Linked DNA regions of Homo sapiens: all the other regions are linked to region 3. The links are chromatin contacts, found by Hi-C or POLR2A ChIA-PET in ENCODE. All regions are on one chromosome and are shown on one strand. The core of a region is the stretch at or near the end of the contact, and the rest is flanking DNA. Distances in the headings are between cores, read along the strand shown.

The links. A loop is a pair of places that touch in the nucleus more often than their neighbours do. ChIA-PET counts read pairs that join two places held with the same protein, here RNA polymerase II (POLR2A). Pooled maps may share reads with other maps.
Region 1: a loop to region 3 is called in a map with no recorded cell type, with 11 times the contacts of the local background. The contact joins the enhancer-like site here to the promoter of DYNC1LI1 in region 3. A Hi-C loop is called at or near these places in 6 of 37 single-sample maps with no recorded cell type and 9 of 50 pooled maps. POLR2A ChIA-PET finds 5 or more read pairs at or near these places in 3 of 52 experiments (H1 and WTC11).
Region 2: a map of HepG2 shows a loop between it and region 3 (23-fold over the local background). The contact joins the promoter of TRIM71 here to the promoter of DYNC1LI1 in region 3. A Hi-C loop is called at or near these places in 1 of 168 maps with a recorded cell type or tissue (HepG2), 1 of 37 single-sample maps with no recorded cell type and 3 of 50 pooled maps. POLR2A ChIA-PET finds 5 or more read pairs at or near these places in 1 of 52 experiments (WTC11).

What each region holds. Positions count from the first base shown.
Region 1 is chr3:32,779,887-32,782,805 of GRCh38, reverse strand. No RefSeq gene overlaps it. Among named protein-coding and RNA genes, the nearest start is that of TRIM71, 37 kb to the left of the region's middle. RefSeq lists enhancers at 946-1,025, 790-1,509, 1,446-1,525, 1,510-2,231, 2,232-2,919 and a silencer at 1,126-1,205. Within about 2 kb of position 1,430, at least 10 of the 41 ENCODE cell types and tissues checked have a DNase peak (open chromatin) inside an H3K27ac peak, as active enhancers do.
Region 2 is chr3:32,816,332-32,819,483 of GRCh38, reverse strand. It overlaps TRIM71 (tripartite motif containing 71), which reads right to left and starts at 1,487. Exons shown (of 4, transcript NM_001039111.3): 1 at 552-1,487. The coding sequence starts at 1,403. RefSeq lists an enhancer at 446-1,027.
Region 3 is chr3:32,569,380-32,572,513 of GRCh38, reverse strand. DYNC1LI1 (dynein cytoplasmic 1 light intermediate chain 1) reads left to right here and starts at 1,656. Exons shown (of 13, transcript NM_016141.4): 1 at 1,656-1,889; 2 at 2,095-2,168. The coding sequence starts at 1,744. RefSeq lists silencers at 1,459-1,718, 1,899-2,388 and an enhancer at 1,663-2,448.

The sequences.
Region 1 (2,919 bases), core at 181-2,680, 210 kb before region 3:
CCTCCCATGGAAACCACAGAACCATCAGGGCCCAGGCCTGAGACTTTCCTGGCCTAACTCAAATTGCAGACAGCTCGCTCCAGCACAAGAGACTCTCCACAGTGTGACGGAACTCTTCCTTGTATTGATATGGAACATGGCCCCTATTATTCAGGCACGGCCCCTATTATCCAGGCACATGAAGCAGCTTCCTATCCCTTTGTATCTGCCCACCTGAAATGACACCTCCTCCATGGAGCCTGGTTTGAATTATTGGGTCTTTGTTGTTTGTCAGTTTGGCTTGGGGCTCTTGAGCCTAGGACTATGTTGTCATCTCCTCTTTTCTGCCCTGTACACTGGGCAAGTTATCTTGCCTAGAGCAGGCAGCTGGAAGGGGTTTAAAAAAATATGATTGAGGCCGGCAGGGCGCAGTGGTTTAGGCCTGTAATCCCAGCACTTTGGGAGGCCGAGGAGGGTGGGTCACCTGAGGTCAGGAGTTCGAGACCAGCCTGGCCAACATGGTGGAAACTCCGTCTCCACTAAAAACACAAAAATTAGCTAGGTGTAGTGGCGCACGACTGTAATCCCAGGTACTCAGGAGGCTGAGGCAGGAGAATCGCTTGAACCCAGGAGGCAGAGGTTGCAGTGAGCCAAGATCGCGCCACTACACTCCAGCCTGGGCGACAAAGCGAGACTCTGTCTCAAAAAACAACAACAACAACAATAACAACAACGAAAAATAAGACAAAAAAGGTATCCGCCCTTTCCCTTCACTCACAAATAAAGTAGTGAAACAAATAATTAAATACTGAGACAGAATAAAATTAAATAATGGGGAAAACAGAATTAATGAAGTAAAATTAATGAAGTAAAACCATAAACCAAATAAAATATTGAAGTGAAATAAGTGAAATAAAATAAAATGAAATAAATAAAAATAAAAGAAATAAAATAAGTCACATGAAACGGAGTTAATGAAGCAAGCTCCGCGGTGGCAGAAGGAGACGTGCGGGTACCTGCCGGCCGGGCTTCGGCGTTTCCGCGGCGCTCTGGGCCCCGGATGTGGGCCACAGCTGAGGGTCAGCTGGAGGGCGGGTGGGGCTCCTCGCCGAAGTGCCCCTGGGCTTGACAGCGTTCCCCGCCCTTCTGGGGCCTGCTGCGCCGACCGTGCCGCCGGTAGGTGGTGCTCTGGGTCCCGAGCCTCGCGCTGCGCCCGCGATTAAGTCCGCCCGGCGCCGCCGCGCCGGCCGCTGGGTCAGTCCGCGCATTTGCGCTCCGGGCGCCTGTGCTCAAGAGAGGGACCCCGGTGGCCCCTCAACTCTGGGTTGTGTCTTCTTCCGTAAAACGTGCATGAAATACCCTTACCCCTTCGGCCCCGCCACCTGCGGTCGCTTGGATGCCACTGAAGACGAACCACGTAATGGGTAGTTTGGAGCCCCTAGTGTCACGCCAAACACAGCGTGTTCGCCACAGGACATAAATGTGACGCTGTAGTGGGGCATGGCTCAGCCAACGCCGTGCCCTTCCTCGCTGGAACAGAGGTTGTTCCAGATACAACTCTCTTTGTCAAGTGTCTCAAGTATGGAGTAAAAAATGTTCACCTGCCCGGCTCCCCAGGGGAAAGGCTATCCATTCAGAAAGTAGCTATTTGTGGCTTTAACCGGGATGAAATAAATGACGGCAGAGGACGTTTGAAGGCGGCCCCGGCCCGAGGACAGAAGTCCCCGGCCAGCCGTGCTGGGGTGGGGGAGGGCCGAGGGTGGGGACGGGGATCTGGGGCCGCTCACATGCAAATGCGCCGGGACAATCCGGCCGGGCGCCTCTGCGCCTCCGGGAGGCCGAGGCAGGAACAAAGCATTAGCATTTTCTACATGTGAAAGGCCTGCATTCCTGGGCGGGGAGGCCCCCGGGGCGCCGCCCCCCTCTTCCCATTCACACTCGGGACCACACAGAGCGCCTCTCGCGCCAAAAGCTCCGAGGTTCGTTTCAGCTTTTCTTTTCATCCGAGCGATGCATACGAAATGTAGATATTTCCCTAAACGCCGGCTTTGACATTTAATGCGATCCTAAGTAGTCTGAAATGTGGACGGGATTAGGAGGAGGCTGGGGGCCCACAGGGACACTTGGCCAAATCCCCCTAAATCCTCCAGGACAATTGTTTGTCACCACACGGATTCCTATTGCCCCAAATGAGGGGGCTAATGAACTTCGCTGCCTCCTCCCGTCGCAGCCCCACTCCCACCCTGGAGCCTGCATTTCTGCCCAGTCCTTTCTAGGAAGAAAGGGAAGATGAATTTTTAAATTGCAAGTTTTCTGCATGGGTTTGGTTACTTTAGTCCAGGCCAAGTTGACTTGGAGGATTGACTTTGACCAGTAACTAACCCACCCGTCCCGGGCTACTATTTAACTCTCACTCCATAAAGGCGCAGAGGTCAAGGATGCTGAGGCCCTGTGAATCTTGGGCTTATGTTAATAGGCCTTCACCACCTTGAAAGAAGTAGGCCCTGGGTGTCGTTGCCAGGCCTAGAAAGGACATGTCACCAAAAATTCTGTTTAGCAGGCTTTATTGTTCACCTAGAACAATCCACACACTGTATAATGCACAGCCTGTCTTCAAAGGTACTTACAATCCAGTAGGGGAAAGAAAATGGTCAACAAAGAACACGTCATGAAAGACATGCGCTTGCAGATTTGCCTAGTTACTATGGGGCTGAAACAAAAAAGCTTCTGGGACCAGAGCATGCCCTCAGTAAGCATGTGTGAAATGAAGAGTGGGGGCATAAGAGGAAATCCCTTGGAGGAGGATAGGGCTATGGAGAGGCAGTGTGGGATGCCCAGGATGTTGACACATTAAAACTGGAAGGGAGAAAATTTTAGGCAGCAGAAGAGACTGAAGCAAAGCTCTGAGGGTAGGAAATGGTGACTCCTTTTAGGGGATGG
Region 2 (3,152 bases), core at 238-2,737, 250 kb before region 3:
AAAACCAGTCTTCCCCTCACAAGTGCGCACGTGGAAACCAGGTCTACGGAGGCACACAAACTCCACGCACTCACCCACACAACCATCTCTTCCGGGCTCACGCCCCATTTTAAAGGCAACAATCTATGAGTTTTCCAAACAAAAATCTGAAAATAAAGGAGCGCCTTCTCAGCACGTTGGGAGGCCTCTGGTGTGCCCACAAGAGCAGGAGCAGGCCACGTCTACACAAACACACACACCTATCTCCTCCCAACTCACGCCTAACTCAAGACGATTGCCGCGTTTTGCCACACAGAAATTAAAATCAGAAAAGGGAGGACCCCACGCTATGGGATTTTTCGGAGCCCCTCGCGACACGTACACAGAATCCACTTCCACATACTTCCCAGGTCATGATCTACTTTGGTAGCAAGGACTGCCACGTAGCCAAAGGAAATACAAACCAAATCCGGAGAGGGCCTCCTCCCCTCGCTGTGGGACCGGCCGGGAAACGCTGTTGAGCACACACGCAGTTATCCGATGGACACAAACACACGCCCCCACGCACTCACCTCGTCGTCGTGGTGCTGGCAGAAGCCGAGGCGCTCGGGAAACACTGAGAGGATGGAGAAGGGCGGGCCGGGAAAGGGCGGCCCGAGCCCGAGCTGCTGCGCCGCTGCTGCGGCACCGGGACCCGGCGGGCCGCGCTCGATGTAGTGGTCCTTGGTGAGGCGCACGCGCTGGTGCGCTCGGACGCAGTTGTCGCACAGGTGCTCCTGGCAGTCGAGGCAGCGCGAAGAAGCTGCGTTGCCCTCATCGCACGAGCTGCAGCCGTGAGGACGGCGGAGCAGCAGCGCCGACGGGGAAGCGGCAGGGCCGCCGGGTGCCGAGCGGGAAGGCGCGGGCGGCTGCGGCGCCTGCGGGAGTGGCGGCGCGGAGGCGGACGCGCGCGGGTGCGCGTGGTGAGCGTGGTGCCGGTGGTTGCTGTGGCCGCCCGCTCCCGCCGGAGCGCCGGCGCGCCCGTTCTTGGGCGGCGGCTCGTCGGCAGTGGCCACCACCGCGTCGAGCAGGTTGCTAAGCAGGAAGGCGGACGAAGGCAGCGCGTCCATACCCGCCGCCTCGGCTAGCACTACTTTCTGGTCGCACACGGGGCAGCGCAGCTTGAGCGGCTCTCCCGCCGCGCCGCCGCCCGCCGCCGGCAGCCGGTGCGCCTCGAGGCAGGGGCGGCAGAAGGCGTGCAGGCAGGGCAGGACGTGTAGGCGGCGCGCCGCCGCCCCAGGGCCCCCGCCGCCGCCCCCCGACGACGTGGACGTCTGCGAGGAGGACGACGACGCGGACGAGTTGGAGGAGAGCGGCGCCGGCGAGCCGCACATCTCCTTGCACAGCAAGCAGATCTGGAAATCGGTCTCGGGGAACGAAGCCATTTGCAACCCAGCCCGGAGGAGGGAGGAGACCAGAGAGGAAGAGGAGGAGGAGGAGGAGAGAGCGGACGAGGTGGGTGGGGGAGTCACCGACTCACTCAGAAAAATGCATCGATTAGGCCTGCAATCCGGGAGCCGGCACCAGAGCAGCGCTGCCCGCTTGGCCTCGCCACGTCCGGCCCGAGCGCTGCCACCCCCGACACTGCAGGCATTAAATGCCACTATCCAGCGGCGACACAGATTCCTCCGGATAACTTGGGGGCCGCGTGCCTTCCGAAGAGGGAACGCCGGAACAAGCCCCGACAGGCGAGGGGCGAGCGGGGGCAGGGAGGTCGGAAGACTCCCTGGAGCAGCTGAGGCTTCCCTTCGCGATAGACGAAAGGAGTTCCCAAAAGGAGAGTTCGCTGTGCAGTCCCAGTCCCGGCGAGAGCAGAATTTGGTTCCACGAGTATTTGGTGCGTTGCTTTTCTTTAAACGGATTTAGTCTGTTCTTGGGAGGGGAAGGAGCCCCAAACTAGTAAAGGCGGGAGCGGTGCGTCGCCAAGCCGGTGTCTCCCCGCGCGACGTCGGCTGCCCCGCCGCATGACGCGGCGGCCAGGGGCTCCTGGGTGGCCCGGCGTGCTGCGCTTGGGGCTTGCGCACAGCCAGGCACGGCCTCCCCTGCAGGGCGGTGGGCCCCGCAGCAGCTGCAGCTCGTGGTGGCCCAGCCGCGGCCGCACGCGTGCAGTACGCACGCGCGTCCCACGCGCCTCGAGTCTTCCGCGCGCCTGCCCAGCCGGGCCGCGGCTGCCCGCGCTTAACACGCACGCGCGCCCCACGCGGCCCGGAGCCCTCGTGCCCCCGCCTCGCCTGGCCTGGGCGCCTCACGCACGCTCCTTCCCCTTCGGCTTAGCGCGCGGGGCCGCAGGTCCCCGCGGGCCGCCCTGAATTATTCATCGGCAGGAAGATATTAGATGTACCCGCTCCGCGCGGGCCGTCGTGCAATGCTATCCGAGCTCCGCGCGCGCCCTGCGCCCCTCCTCCTCCTCACGTCCGTCCTCTCTGAAACCTTGGCAGAGAAGGGGGATCACATTTCCTTTGTCATCGGGCCATTTCGCCCTCGCCTTGGTCCCCCCTCCGATCCCGAGCCTCGGGGATGGAGGCTCCTCTCGGGCGCGCTGGAATCAGTGGAACCGGCAACAGCCCCGCGCGGCGAGCTCGGGAGCCGCGTGGCCAACGCCGCCGGCTCGCGCCCGCGTCATCTTCTTTCTGAAAGGAGTCGCCGATCCGGACGCGGGTGGCCTCGGCCGCGCTGCGCCTACCGAGCTTTGCTCCCGCCGTGCCCCGGCCTCCTGGGGCTTTGCACAACTCCCCCAGTTCGGGTTGCGTGCGCGCGCGCGCGCCCCCTCTTTCTCTGCTTTGCCGCCTCTGCCTCCTCCTCCTCCTCCTCTTCTCTTCAGTACGCCGGTTATTGGGACTGATCGGAATTCGGAATCCTTTTAATCTCCAAAGGAGCAAACTCACTTCCGCCCGAGTGCTGGGAGGGGGCTGGGGGAGGGGAGGCAGGGGAGGGGGCTCCAGGCAAACAGGAAACATTAGCCCTCTCAGCACGGCCCGCTTTTGTGTGCTCCCTCCCTCCGCCCTCCAACCTCCTCCCTTCTCCCGGCCGCTGGGGAGATGAACGCCCCCGGGCTTCAGTGTGACGACCTTTGAAACCTTCTGAGCGAGGAGCAGAGAACGACTCTTCCGTTTATTTAAAAAAGAAAAGAAAAG
Region 3 (3,134 bases), core at 407-2,906:
ATTTTATTTATTTATTTATTTATTTAGTGACAGGGTCTTGCTCTGTCATCCAGGCTGGATTGCAGTGGCATGATCACAGTTCACTGCAGCCTCGACCTCCTGGACTCAGGTGATCCTCCCACCTCAGCCTCCTAAATAGCTGGGACTATAGGCACACACCACCACGCTTGGCTAATTTTTTGTAGAGCCGGGGTTTCGCCATGTTGCCCAGGCTGGTCAAGAACTCCTGGGCTTAAGCAATCTGCCTGCCTTGGCCTCCCAAAGCGCTGGCATTACAGGTGACAAAGAATTTTAGCTCCAAGAGTTCTTTAGGCCCATCACTTCTAGAGGTTGGTCAGATATTAATGGTGTGAAAGGTAAAGAAAGTCATTGATAACAATTAACATGTGGTAAGCGCTTAAGATTTGCCAGTCGTTATTCTAAGCCATTTTACATGAATCATCCCGTTTAATCTCAATAACAACTCTAAGTTCTTTTATCCTCATTTGACAGATAAGGAAACTGAGACTCACGGAGGTTAAGTAAATTGCCTAAGGTTACACAGCCAGTAAACTCGAAGAGCTAGACCTGAACTCAGATTTGCCAGCCTCCAAAGGCTTCCAGACTTCTAACCGTAATGCTAATATATAGCAAATAGTCTTTAGTTGTGGATTTTCTCACTAGCATAACAGCATTGATCAGGCCATATTCTAGCAAGTGATTTTCAAATATGAAGTGACAGAGATAACATACAAAGGCCAGGCAATTTTAAGCAAATGCTCTTACAGGTGTACTAGGACAGAGCCTTAAAACCAATGACTCCTTCTAAACATGGAGTTCAGACATTCAAATACCTTTACCTAGTAAAGTTCTAATAGAAAAGGAGTTATTTTAGGGCTAGTATAAGTCCATCCATGTATTCCCAGTGTCAACTGTGCTCGACGTAGTAAGTGTGGAATCAATGTCTAGTGACCGGTTAGATGACCCGCATAGTGGATCTTTTCAAATCTCACATGGAGGATCTCATACAAAAACATTAAGAACATTAAAGCAAGCCCTGACAATAATTTTTAAAAAATAACAGTCTATTTCCAGGGTAAACAATTACTTTGTCACGCCGCTGCTTAGGGGCTCGGAGAACCTGCTTCTGATGTGGGTCCAGGTTGAGGAACACTTCGCCACTTGAGAACGCAAATAAAGTCCAGAAATCCAGGACCACAGCAATACTCCAGCCCAGGGTTGCAGGGCAGCCTCTTTACCAGCCGGGCGACCCATTTCTATCTTGGCGCCGGCGAAGCGCCGGTTTGGGCGGGGGACCGCTCTCAGCCTGAACAGTGGGTGGGCCGGCAATGACAATGCAGGAATTCCGCGCAGGCCGCAGGGTTTGGGGACCTGTCTGAAGGGTGGGAGGGAGCACTTTTCACCTGACACACCCAACCCCCCTGCCGCAGCCCAGGGCCGCGGATGAGCGGAAGGAAAGCACTTCCATACTGTCAGATCACTGGGCTTCAGTTGCAGCATAGCGGCCCACCCCGCCGCCCGCGTACGCTCAGCCCCTCAGCGCCGGCCAGGCAGCCACGCACGCGCAGTCCGTTCTCGCTCGCTCCATCAGTCCTGGCCCGGCCCGGGGCCCCGCCCCCGCAGGCCCCGCCCCGCTCCCGTGCGCTGAACGCCCCATATCCGGGTTCCCGCCGCCTCCACCGCCACCGCCTCAGCCGCCTCGCACATTTAGTCTTGCCGGGAGTGGTGTGATTCCCGACCAAGATGGCGGCCGTGGGGCGAGTCGGCTCCTTCGGTTCTTCTCCGCCGGGATTATCCTCGACTTACACTGGCGGCCCCTTGGGCAACGAGATAGCGTCGGGCAACGGTGGCGCCGCGGCAGGCGACGACGAGGACGGGCAGAACCTTTGGTAACGACTCCACCTCTCCCTCAGCCCCCGCTGGCTCCCCCGGCCTTGCGCGGACGCCTCGGGATCCCGTGCCCGCTGGAGCTCGGCGCCGGGCCCGGCCACTGCGTTCCCGGCAGCCCCATCCCCGGCGCGCCGAGGCCGGGTCCGTCCCTCCCGCGCTGCGGCTCCGGCCTCCGGCCTCACCGTACGCCTTGCTTCCCGTTAGGTCCTGCATCCTCAGCGAGGTCTCCACCCGCTCGCGCTCCAAGCTCCCTGCGGGGAAGAACGTGCTACTGCTGGGTAAGTGTTCCCTGCCTCGCCCCGCCCCGCCCGGCCCCCAGCGGCCCGGGGTACCTGGTCCGCGGGCTAGCTCGCTGGCTCTCTTTGTGCGGACAGCCGGCCCAGCCCCGCCCCGCCTCGCCTCCCGACCTGTCGCGGATGGCTGGGAGAGAAGGGGAACACGAGACCCTTGACCCAGGACCTGCGGGGACCCGCCCTCCCTCAGGTTCCTCCTCCTCCTCCCCGGTATATGGGGGTGGCCCTGACAGCTTCCCCTGGGAAGGACAGAATTCGATCGCTCATCTGAGGGATTCTCGTGGCCTGGGGTTTATCTAGAAAATGACAGGTTTTCTTTCATCACAAAAATTGGTAGCAGGAGGCTCTTTGCGAGAGCTGCAGCGCAAATGGCATGCCATTAATATTTAATAGCTGACTCTTTGTATAATTGACAGAAGCTAGAACTAAGACCTGGCGATAAATGTTCTTGATTCAGCGTTCTCTGGTACAATGTGCTCGTGTTGCAGCTACCTTAACTGTCACATATAATTCTGAAATTTGTAAAGGGCAGTAGAACACAACTTTCTAGTTAAGTCTTTTCAGCCAAATGGATGTAATAAGGAGAAACGGTCCAGTGTCAGTTCTCCTGATTGTTCTGTATCTCCTCGGCTCTCTGGAAGTTGTGTATTCTGTTTCTTTAGTGACTCTGGGGGTGGGGATAGAGGACTGAGGGAGAATAGTTCGCAGATTCGCATTTTTCTAGGCTTAGCTCCTGAATCATTTATAGGAGAAATTTCTCTATATAGCTCTTTACATGCGAGATAACTGAAGTTTGGCTTATACGATGATTAAATTTAAAAACTTTGGTATTTGGTGTCGGCTCAATACCAGAGTTTTTTGTTGTTGTTGTTGTTGTTTTGGTTATATCCATCTAAAAACAGGAAACAAGAAGTCAAATACTACTTGATAGGCTGCGTGGTTAAATATGAA